Regions from separate parts of the Homo sapiens genome. Here region 2 is linked to region 1. Evidence: chromatin contacts called from ENCODE Hi-C or POLR2A ChIA-PET data. All regions are on one chromosome and are shown on one strand. The core of a region is the stretch at or near the end of the contact, and the rest is flanking DNA. Distances in the headings are between cores, read along the strand shown.

Evidence for each region. A loop is a pair of places that touch in the nucleus more often than their neighbours do. ChIA-PET counts read pairs that join two places held with the same protein, here RNA polymerase II (POLR2A). Pooled maps may share reads with other maps.
Region 2: a pooled map shows a loop between it and region 1 (5-fold over the local background). The contact joins the promoter of SHBG here to the promoter of TMEM256-PLSCR3 in region 1. A Hi-C loop is called at or near these places in 1 of 37 single-sample maps with no recorded cell type and 10 of 50 pooled maps. POLR2A ChIA-PET finds 5 or more read pairs at or near these places in 3 of 52 experiments (Caco-2, HepG2 and WTC11).

What each region holds. Positions count from the first base shown.
Region 1 is chr17:7,401,764-7,406,052 of GRCh38, reverse strand. TMEM256-PLSCR3 (TMEM256-PLSCR3 readthrough (NMD candidate)) reads left to right here and starts at 1,922. Exons shown (of 10, transcript NR_037719.1): 1 at 1,922-2,053; 2 at 2,364-2,395. It overlaps TMEM256 (transmembrane protein 256), which reads left to right and starts at 1,956. Exons shown (of 4, transcript NM_152766.5): 1 at 1,956-2,053; 2 at 2,364-2,395; 3 at 2,663-2,743; 4 at 2,844-3,078. The coding sequence starts at 1,969. The coding sequence ends at 2,987. It also overlaps a transcript of NLGN2 not described here. RefSeq lists a silencer at 1,148-1,477 and an enhancer at 1,968-2,147.
Region 2 is chr17:7,628,562-7,632,850 of GRCh38, reverse strand. SHBG (sex hormone binding globulin) reads right to left here and starts at 2,716. Exons shown (of 8, transcript NM_001040.5): 1 at 2,568-2,716; 2 at 2,344-2,435; 3 at 1,982-2,171; 4 at 1,490-1,651; 5 at 1,103-1,262; 6 at 836-972; 7 at 1-99. The coding sequence starts at 2,678. RefSeq lists an enhancer at 136-225.

The sequences.
Region 1 (4,289 bases), core at 673-3,172:
ATCACTGTCTCCCCCATTTTCTCTCCTCATCTCTGTCTGCCACATCTTGCTCCCTCCTCCTTCTCCCTATCCCTCTGCCTTCTCTCTCCATTCCTGCCCAGGCCTGACTCCCCCAGCCGGGGAGAGTTGAGGGACGGGGGCTCAGGCCGCAGGCCCCCCCTTCCTGCAGTGGTGAAAATGGCTTGGCTGGGAAGGGGAGAAGGAGGGGGAGGGGGAGATGGGAACACACGGGGTCTGTGGGCCCATTCAAAGGATCATTCATGGACTGGAGAGAGGCAGAGACAAAGAGACCAAGACGCAGAGACACGGCGAGAGCATCCCTAGGCGGAGACACGCAGACAGAGCAGGCTGGGGGAAACCAGGCGCAGGGAGGGAGATGGGGAGAGGGAGACCCCAGTGGACCGCCACGCAGCCCCCTCCACCGACCCGGCTTAGGTCCTACCTGGCTCAGCCCTGGGGCCGTGGTGCCTCCATCCAGGGCTCCGAGTGGGGGGCGAAAGGCCTTCGGGAGGGGGCGGCGGCCTCTGAGCCCCCGCGGCCCCGCAGGCCCAGCCCCCGCCCGCAGCGCCTCACCCGGCGGGGGAGGGGGATCGCCCCAGCCCCGGGGGGCGGGGCCGGGATCCAGTCGATCCCCGGGAAAAGGAGAGCTAGGGGATGGGATCAGGGGGAGCCCGAGAACAGGGAACCCCGCAGTAGGGACGATAGAGAAAGGAGGGGGCAACGGGACAGGACTAGATTGAGGATCCGCTGGTTCCGTGGGCCGGCTTCGAGGGACCAGAAGGCGGTCCAGGCGGAGGATCCTAAGGATCGGGTGCTGGAGGAGGAGTCCACGTTAATCCCCAGGGGCCCGGGGCCCGGGAGCGCAGGATCCGCGGTGCAGGGGCAGGGATCCAGCCGGAATCCTCGGGGAGGGGGAGGGATCTAGTCGATCCCGAGGGCGGGCGTGAGGGGGAGGTCCGGGGAGTCAGAGGAGGGCGGGAGCCGAGTCCAGAGCCCCGGGGCGGGGGTCAGCGCGGATCCTAGGAGGGAAGGCGGGGGTGAGGGGAGGCTTCGAGGGACGCTCAGCAGCCGGGAGGCCCGGACTCCTGGCTCCGCGCGCCAGGGCCGGCCCGCCCCGCGTCCATCCCAGCCCGAGAGTGATGATCCGCCGGCGGAGCAGCCGCAGCAGCCCCGCGCGTCACCGCGCGGCCGCCTCCCCCGCCCCCTGCCGAGAGAGCGGCGCACACCCCCCGCTCGCACCCCCCGCTCGCACCCGCCTGCCCGCCCGCCCTCCGGAGAATGGGGGGATTGGAGATGGTGGGAAGAGGCGGGAGCGGACAGACGGACAGATGGACGTAGCGGGCCAGGGCAGGGTGGAGACATTCCCCCGGATCTCCCACCCTCGGGGCTCTCGCGGTCTCGGAGGGCTGGCGGGGGGGAGAATATCTTAACTACAGGGGGCGGGGCATCATACAAAGAAGGCGGAGCCTTCAGACATGGGGGAGGGGCCATTTGTGCAGTGGGCGGGGTTTACTGGCAATAGGTGGGGCTTTGCTATCTTTCGGGCCGCCTCTTTTTGGTAGTGGGTTTGATTTGAAGCTGAACAGGAGGAGCCTGTGGAAAAAGGGGCGGAACTTTGAGAGAAGACCGGGATCTTTGGAAATTGGCCGGAGCATGGGGGTGGGGGGTTCGAAGAGGCGATCAACTTGGAAAGTGGGCCAATCCTTGACGCAAATCCCCCTAGTCCCGCCCTCAACCCCGCCCCCCCACTGCTTAGCTCCTCTGTTCCTAATTGGTGCTGGTTTCTCCGCCCGCCAGACGTCTTCGCCACTCTGCAGCGGTTTTACAAAGGCGGGTGAAGAGCGCAATGCTGAAATGAACACGGCCCGGATTGGGCGCCTGTGAACCTTATTTGCATGGGCGGTCGGGATTGGCTGGCCTCTTGGGTGGCCTGGGCGGCGTTGGTCCGGTGCGTCCTGTTCTACAGCTATGGCCGGGCCAGCTGCAGCTTTCCGCCGCTTGGGCGCCTTGTCCGGAGCTGCGGCCTTAGGCTTCGCTTCCTACGGGGCGCACGGTCAGGGGGCTGGGGACGAAGATGGGACTGTACTTGGGGCGTCCTCTGGGGTCTGCTGCAAGGGCGTAACCTATGGGAGGTGCCCGGCCTCTCGTTTATCAGACAGTCCGCGGAGCCCTAAACCTTTTAAAGTCCCCCAGCTGGGTCCAATTGGTTCCCAGTACTGCCCGAGCGTGTTCCCACCAATCGGAAGCTTCCTGGGGCGGGGGGGGGGGTGCCCTTTCTCGCCAATGTCCACCTGGGTCCCCCCGGATTGGGGGCGGTCAGGGCTGGCACTAGGACCGCTAACCTTTGCTTCTTTTCTCCACAGGCGCCCAATTCCCAGATGCCTACGGGAAGGAGGTGAAGTAACTGCGCTGGGGCTCCCTGACTCGTGGGTCTACGAAGGCACAAAGTCTGGGGTCCCTGGGGGAAGTGGGCGGGGAGAGGGTGGGGCGAGCCGCGGATCTCTGGAGCAGCAAAGGCCAAAGGCTCTGTAAGCCAAAGGCCTGGGATCAAGCTGGGACTTCAAGGGTGGGGTGGGGGAAGGAACTTTGGTCCCTTGTGTCATCAGGGGATCTCAGTACCTGTATTGCCTACGACATCCCTTCGTTTCTGTTTTTCTTACAGCTGTTTGACAAGGCCAACAAACACCACTTCTTACACAGCCTGGCCCTGTTAGGGGTGCCCCATTGCAGAAAGCCACTCTGGGTAATCTTTCCCTGCGCCTAACCCTGACCAAGCCCCACACACTCCCTCTCAGCCTGCCCTGTTCTTAACAATCCTGTTTTCTGTGCTGTGTCTCCTTCAGGCTGGGTTATTGCTAGCTTCCGGAACGACCTTATTCTGCACCAGCTTTTACTACCAGGCTCTGAGTGGAGACCCCAGCATCCAGACTTTGGCCCCTGCGGGAGGGACCCTGCTACTCTTGGGCTGGCTTGCCTTGGCTCTTTGAGCTCCCTTTTGCTTAATTACTGGGTTTTCTGGGCAGTTTTTTTTTTAAAGAGTTGGAGTAAGAAGAGGATTAAAAAGGAAAGGCAAATAAACTTTGGAGTCTTTGTTCATCTAACCTCTTGGAGGACGAAGGGTGGGGATTCAACCTCTGAACTCCCTCCATTTCCTAAGACTTAATCAGTGAGCCTTAGGTCTGGGGATTCTGGTCACTTTAAGTTAACTTATTATAATGTTCTTACCCTGGTGGGCATCAAAGTCATAAAGAATGCTTGAAATAACACAGATTCCTACTGAAGCACTCTTTCGGGCCTGAGAATCTGTATTTTAATAAGCTCATCTTGTGGTTCTGATGCATACTAGGTTTTTAATTTTATTATTATTATTATTATTATTTTGAGATGGAGTCTTGCTCTGTCGCCCAGGCTGGAATACAGTGGCGCGACCTCGGCTCACTGCAACCTCTGCCTCCCAGGTTCAAGCGATTCTCCTGCCTCGGCCTCCTGAATAGCTGGGATTACAGGCGCCTGCCACCATGCCCAACTAATTTTTTGTATTTTTAGTAGACACGGGGTTGTGCCATGTTGGCAAGGCTGGTTTTGAACTCCCGACCTCAGGTGATCCGCCTGCCTTGGCCTCCCAAAGTGCTGTGATTACAGGTATGAGCCACCACGCCCGGCCTGTTTTTATTTTTATTTTTATTTTTTTGAGACAGAGTTTCACTCTGTTGCCCAGGCTGGAGTGCAGTGGTGCGATTTTGGTTCACTGCAACCTCCACCTCCTGAGTTCAAGTGATTCTCCTGCCTCAGCCTCCCAAGTAGCTGAGATTATAGGTGCATGCCACCATGCCTGGCTAATTTTTGTATTTTTAGTAGAGATGGGGTTTCACCATATTGGCGAAGCTGGTCTTGAACTCCTGACCTCAAGCAATTCACCCGCCTCAGCCTCCCAAAGTACTGGGATTTTAAAAAATTACTATAGGGTCATGGTTTTCAGCCCTGTTGTTATCAGCACCCACTTACTCTAGAAGTGAGGATTAAGGCAAGGCAGGATAGGAGTGTCATTAGTTACAAAATACTTTGGGGTTCAAAGCAGGGACAGATCATGTATTGGGGATCAGAAAATGTGTCACAATGCTTGAGATGATCCTTAAAGGAGCTCTATTGTATGGAAGAAACAATGAACAAAGAACAAGATGGAGAGGGGAGGGGTTTGGAGAAGCAGGAGTCTTCAATGTGGGCTGAGTTTGAGTTAGGTAGGAAAGGAGTGAGAAAAGGTGGCAGGACAGGCTGGAGTGGCAGTCACA
Region 2 (4,289 bases), core at 1,467-3,966, 230 kb before region 1:
CAAGACCACCCTGGACATACTCAGCTTCAGCTGAAGAGGGAGTCCCAAGACCAGGGGCAGATCCAGCCCTGGCCCCGACCCAGAAGACAACACCACCTTCTGCAGAGTGTGTGGGAAAGGGACGGTAGAGAGAGAGGGAAGAATGAGCCGGGCCTACTGCCTGTGGCCTCACCCCTAGCTGCCTTAATTCTGCCTCTTCGCTATGCCTCCACCTACTGGCCATTCTCACCACTTAAATCCTGCCCCAATTTTTTTTGGCTTGACCCTTTTTGAAACCACACCTGCCCCAAGTAAATATGCAGTCTAAGTCAAAACTGTTTGCTTGCTGTGGGGAGCTTCAAGATATGTCCCTCGCCCCTACCACCCACCTGAGTGCCATCCATAAGCCTTATTTTTATTTTTATTTTTTTGAGACAGGGTCTCACTGTGGCCCAGGTCAGAGTGCAGTGGCACATCATAGCTCACTGCAGCTTCAAACTCCTGGGCTCAAGTGAACCTCCTGCCTCAGGCTCCTAAATAGCTAGGGCAGCAGACATGTGCTACCATGCCTGGCTAATTTTTTTTTTTTTTTAGACAGAGGTCTCTGCTATGTTGCCCAGGCTGGTGTCAAACTCCTGGCCTCAAGTGATCCTCTGGTCTTGGCCTCCAGCACCTGGGATTACAGGCAAGCACCACCATGCCTGGCTAATTATTAATGAAAAACAATTCTGTGGAGCCAGTCTTGTTATGTTCCCTGGGCTGGAAACCTTCCTAATATTGACATGTTGGACTCCCCTCTTCCCTCATTGCTCCAGGCTCCACTGAATACAGGCAATGCCCCACTGTCCCCCTTTACTTGATCTTGGAGGTGGAGACTGAGCCAAGATGGGTTCTCTGGTGTCCCAAGAGCAAGGAGGTGGCCTGAGCCTGCTGCCTGCTTGAGTCCCAGGTCCAAAGAGAAGGCCCAGGGCTCTGCATGAGGCTGGGGAATGTCTGTGGGGAGAAATGATTATCCTGAGGCCTCAAAGCTGGGGTCTCAAGGAGGAAAGGGGCCAGTGGTAGAGGGGGACAGAGGCAGGCTGAGCTGGCCAGGGTGGGAAAAATAGACTCCGAGGAAATCTACCTCGGAGATTGAATTCTGCCTGAGTCCCTGGAGGGAGAAATATCCCGGGATTTGATTCTACATCACAGCTTCTGAGGCTAGTGGGGGCAGATGCTGAGATCTCGGCCTGTTTGTCCAGCCAGGAATCCCGGCGCAGGCAGCCATCCAGGGCAGGAACCAGCTGGAGTGTGACAGAGATAAGATACGGGGATGTAGAAATCAGGGCATCGGAGCCGCAGTCCCGACCTCCCTGCCCTCAGTTGACTCCCCTCTGAGCATTTGGCCTCCCCCTTGCAGCTCTCAACCCTTCCCTTCTCCCTAAAAGTGTGGACTTAGATTCCCACGGCCAGCCACCCAGCAGTGCTTTACCAAGTCTTGGCTAGGGTTCCACCCCTGGGGTGTAGTTACCGGCAACCGAAGGTTGGAAGCGGGGAAGAGCAGCCCCCCAAGCGCAATCCTCATGATGGGATGGCGTTTGCTGGTCAGGGGCCCAGAGACCTGTCTCAGGCGCAGCACCTCCTCCCCATCCACCTCCAGCAGCACAGAGTCCCCCTCCATCTTGACTTCCACCTGCAGGAAGGTGGGAAGCAAAATCAGAGGCCCCTGGGATCTGTTTCTGCCACCTTCCTGTGAGGCAGCCTAGTACTATAGTGGAAAGAACATGCCTTAAAGAAGCAGCTAGCATCCTTGGCCTTGGGTCACTCAGCTCTTGTCACTTATATACTGACTGAGCCTTAGAATTCCCATCAGAAAAGATGGGGCCAAGAATAGCTACTTTGTGGGGGTTCGTGTGGATTAAACGAGATGACAGTGGTAGAGGGATGCCCAATAACTTGGTTTTGTTCCCTTTCCTCAGACCAGCTCCAGACATCCCTCCCCTGAGGACCAGAGCTAGCTTACCTGGTGCCATCTCCCATCATCCAGCCGTGGTCCAGCACCCACCGTAAGCTGGGCCCAGTGATTGTGCAGTTGGATCTCAGGCCTGCCGTCTCGAAGTCCCAGCATAAACCAGTCATCCTTAGGGTTGGTATCCCCATAAAAAATCACTCCCTCTGGGTCCCAGGTTCGAACCTCAAAGGAGGAGGAGGTTCTGGAAGGACACAGAAGGAAAGATTGTGTATGTCATGTGTCCTTTGAGAACCAGTGTGGGTTTGGGGGAGATGGTGTTCACAGATAAGGAAAGGAAGACAGGGAAAAGAGAAGAGCTGATGGAGAGAGGGCAGAACCAGGGGACTGGGTCAAGGGCTAGGCCAACCCCATACTTTGTGATCTTGGTGAGGTCAAAGGTCATGACAGCGATAGGCTCTTGTCCTGGGCCATTGCTGAGGTGGACAGCCGGAGGGTCGTGGGCACTCTATCAGAAAGAGAAAACAAACAAAGCTGAGTAGGGACATGTCAGAGACAGACAGAGGGAGAGGCCCTGCTACAGGGCCAGAGGAGAGAAGGGAAGACTGCATGAGCTGAGTGCCCTGTCCCGCTCCTGCACCTGGGTGGGGAGAACAGGTCTCAGGGCCCATCCCTGGCGGGTGTGACGCAGTAGTAGCAACAGCAGCAACAGCAGCAGGCGCGAGGTAGCCAGTGGGCCTCTGCTCTCCATAATCAGCCACTGTCCACTCGGCGGCTCAGACAACTCTTGGGAGAATGTGTAGAGGCAGGCAGCCTTGCGTGTGGGCGGTGGAGGGTTAAAGGTTGCCCGGGGAGGAGGGGGTAAAGGAAACAGGGGCACTGACCCTTGACCCCTGCCCAGGGGCCCAGTCACAAGACTCAGCTATCACCCCTCTGGGGATCAATGGGGTGAAGGACAGAGTCCCCTCCACTATCATCCTCCACTGCCGAGAAAGTTTCTGAACTGGGAGAGGATATTCCATCTCCCCTCTCCTCCTCTAGGGCCTGATCTAGGTCCTCCAAGATTTCTGTCCACTCGGGGAGCCTGCATTCACAGGCCTGAGGTCTAGAAACAGTCCTCCCCTGCGTCCCAAGTAGCATCCTGTATCAGGACTAGAAATGAGATAATGGAATCCTAAATTTCTAGCTGAGTGACCTTGGGCAAGTCACTTCACCTCTGTGCTTCAGTGTCCTTGTCTGTAAAATGAGGAAAATAATACTTTACGGGGTGACTGTGAAAGAGGGTTCATTGAGAAAATGCAGGCACAGTGCCTGGCATCTGGTCTGAACTCCTCCCCCAGTCTTTTCCCAGGCCTCTGAGGCCTGTCTCCCAAGAAGGTATTGTCTGTGTGTATGATTCAGTGAATATTAAGAAGGGACCTGCCCCCCGCCTCTCAGTTATCTTCCCTTATCCATTTATTACAGGGCCTAAACAGTCTAGCAGTAGAAATCACCCACTCCCTGACCCATTTTATTTTATTTTATTTTATTTTATTTTATTTTATTTTAGACAGAGTCTTGCTCTATCACCCAGGCTGGAGTGCAGTGGCGTGATCTCGGCTCACTGCTGCCTCTGCCTCTCGAGTTCAAGCGATCCTCCTGTCTCAGCCTCCTTAGTAGTTGGGACTACAGGTGCACGCACCACCACGCCCAGCAAATTTTTTTGTGTTTTTAGTAGAGACGGGGATTTCACCACGTTGCCCAGGCTGATCTCGAACCTCTGACCTGAAATGATCCGCCCACCTCAGCCTCCCAAAGTACCTGGATTACAGGCATTAGCCACAAGGCCCGACCCTCCCTGACGCATTTTATTTTATTTATTTATTTTGAGATGGAGTTTCGCTTTTGTTGCCCAGGCTGGAGTGCAATGGCACGATCTCGGCTCACTGTAACCTCCACCTCCCAGGTTCAAGCGATTCTCCTGTCTCAGCCTCCCGAGTAGCTGGGAGTAAAGGCATGCGCCACCACACCTGTCTAATTTTTGTATTTTTAGTAGAGACGGGGTTTCACCATGTTGGTCAGGCTGGTCTCAAATTCCTGATCTCAGGTGATCCGCCTGCCTCTGCCTCCCAAAATGCTGGGATTACAGGTGTGAGCCACTGTGCCCACCCCATGACCCATTTTAAAATGCAAATGACAGACCGGGCTTGGTGGGTCACATCTGTAATCCCAGCACTTTAGAAGGCTGAGGCGGGCAGATCACTTGAGGTCAGGAGTTCCAGACCAGCCTGGCCAACATAGTGAAACCCCGTCTCTACTAAAAATACAAAAATTAGCCAGGTATGGTTGCCCATGCCTGTAATCCCAGCTACTCCGAGGGTGA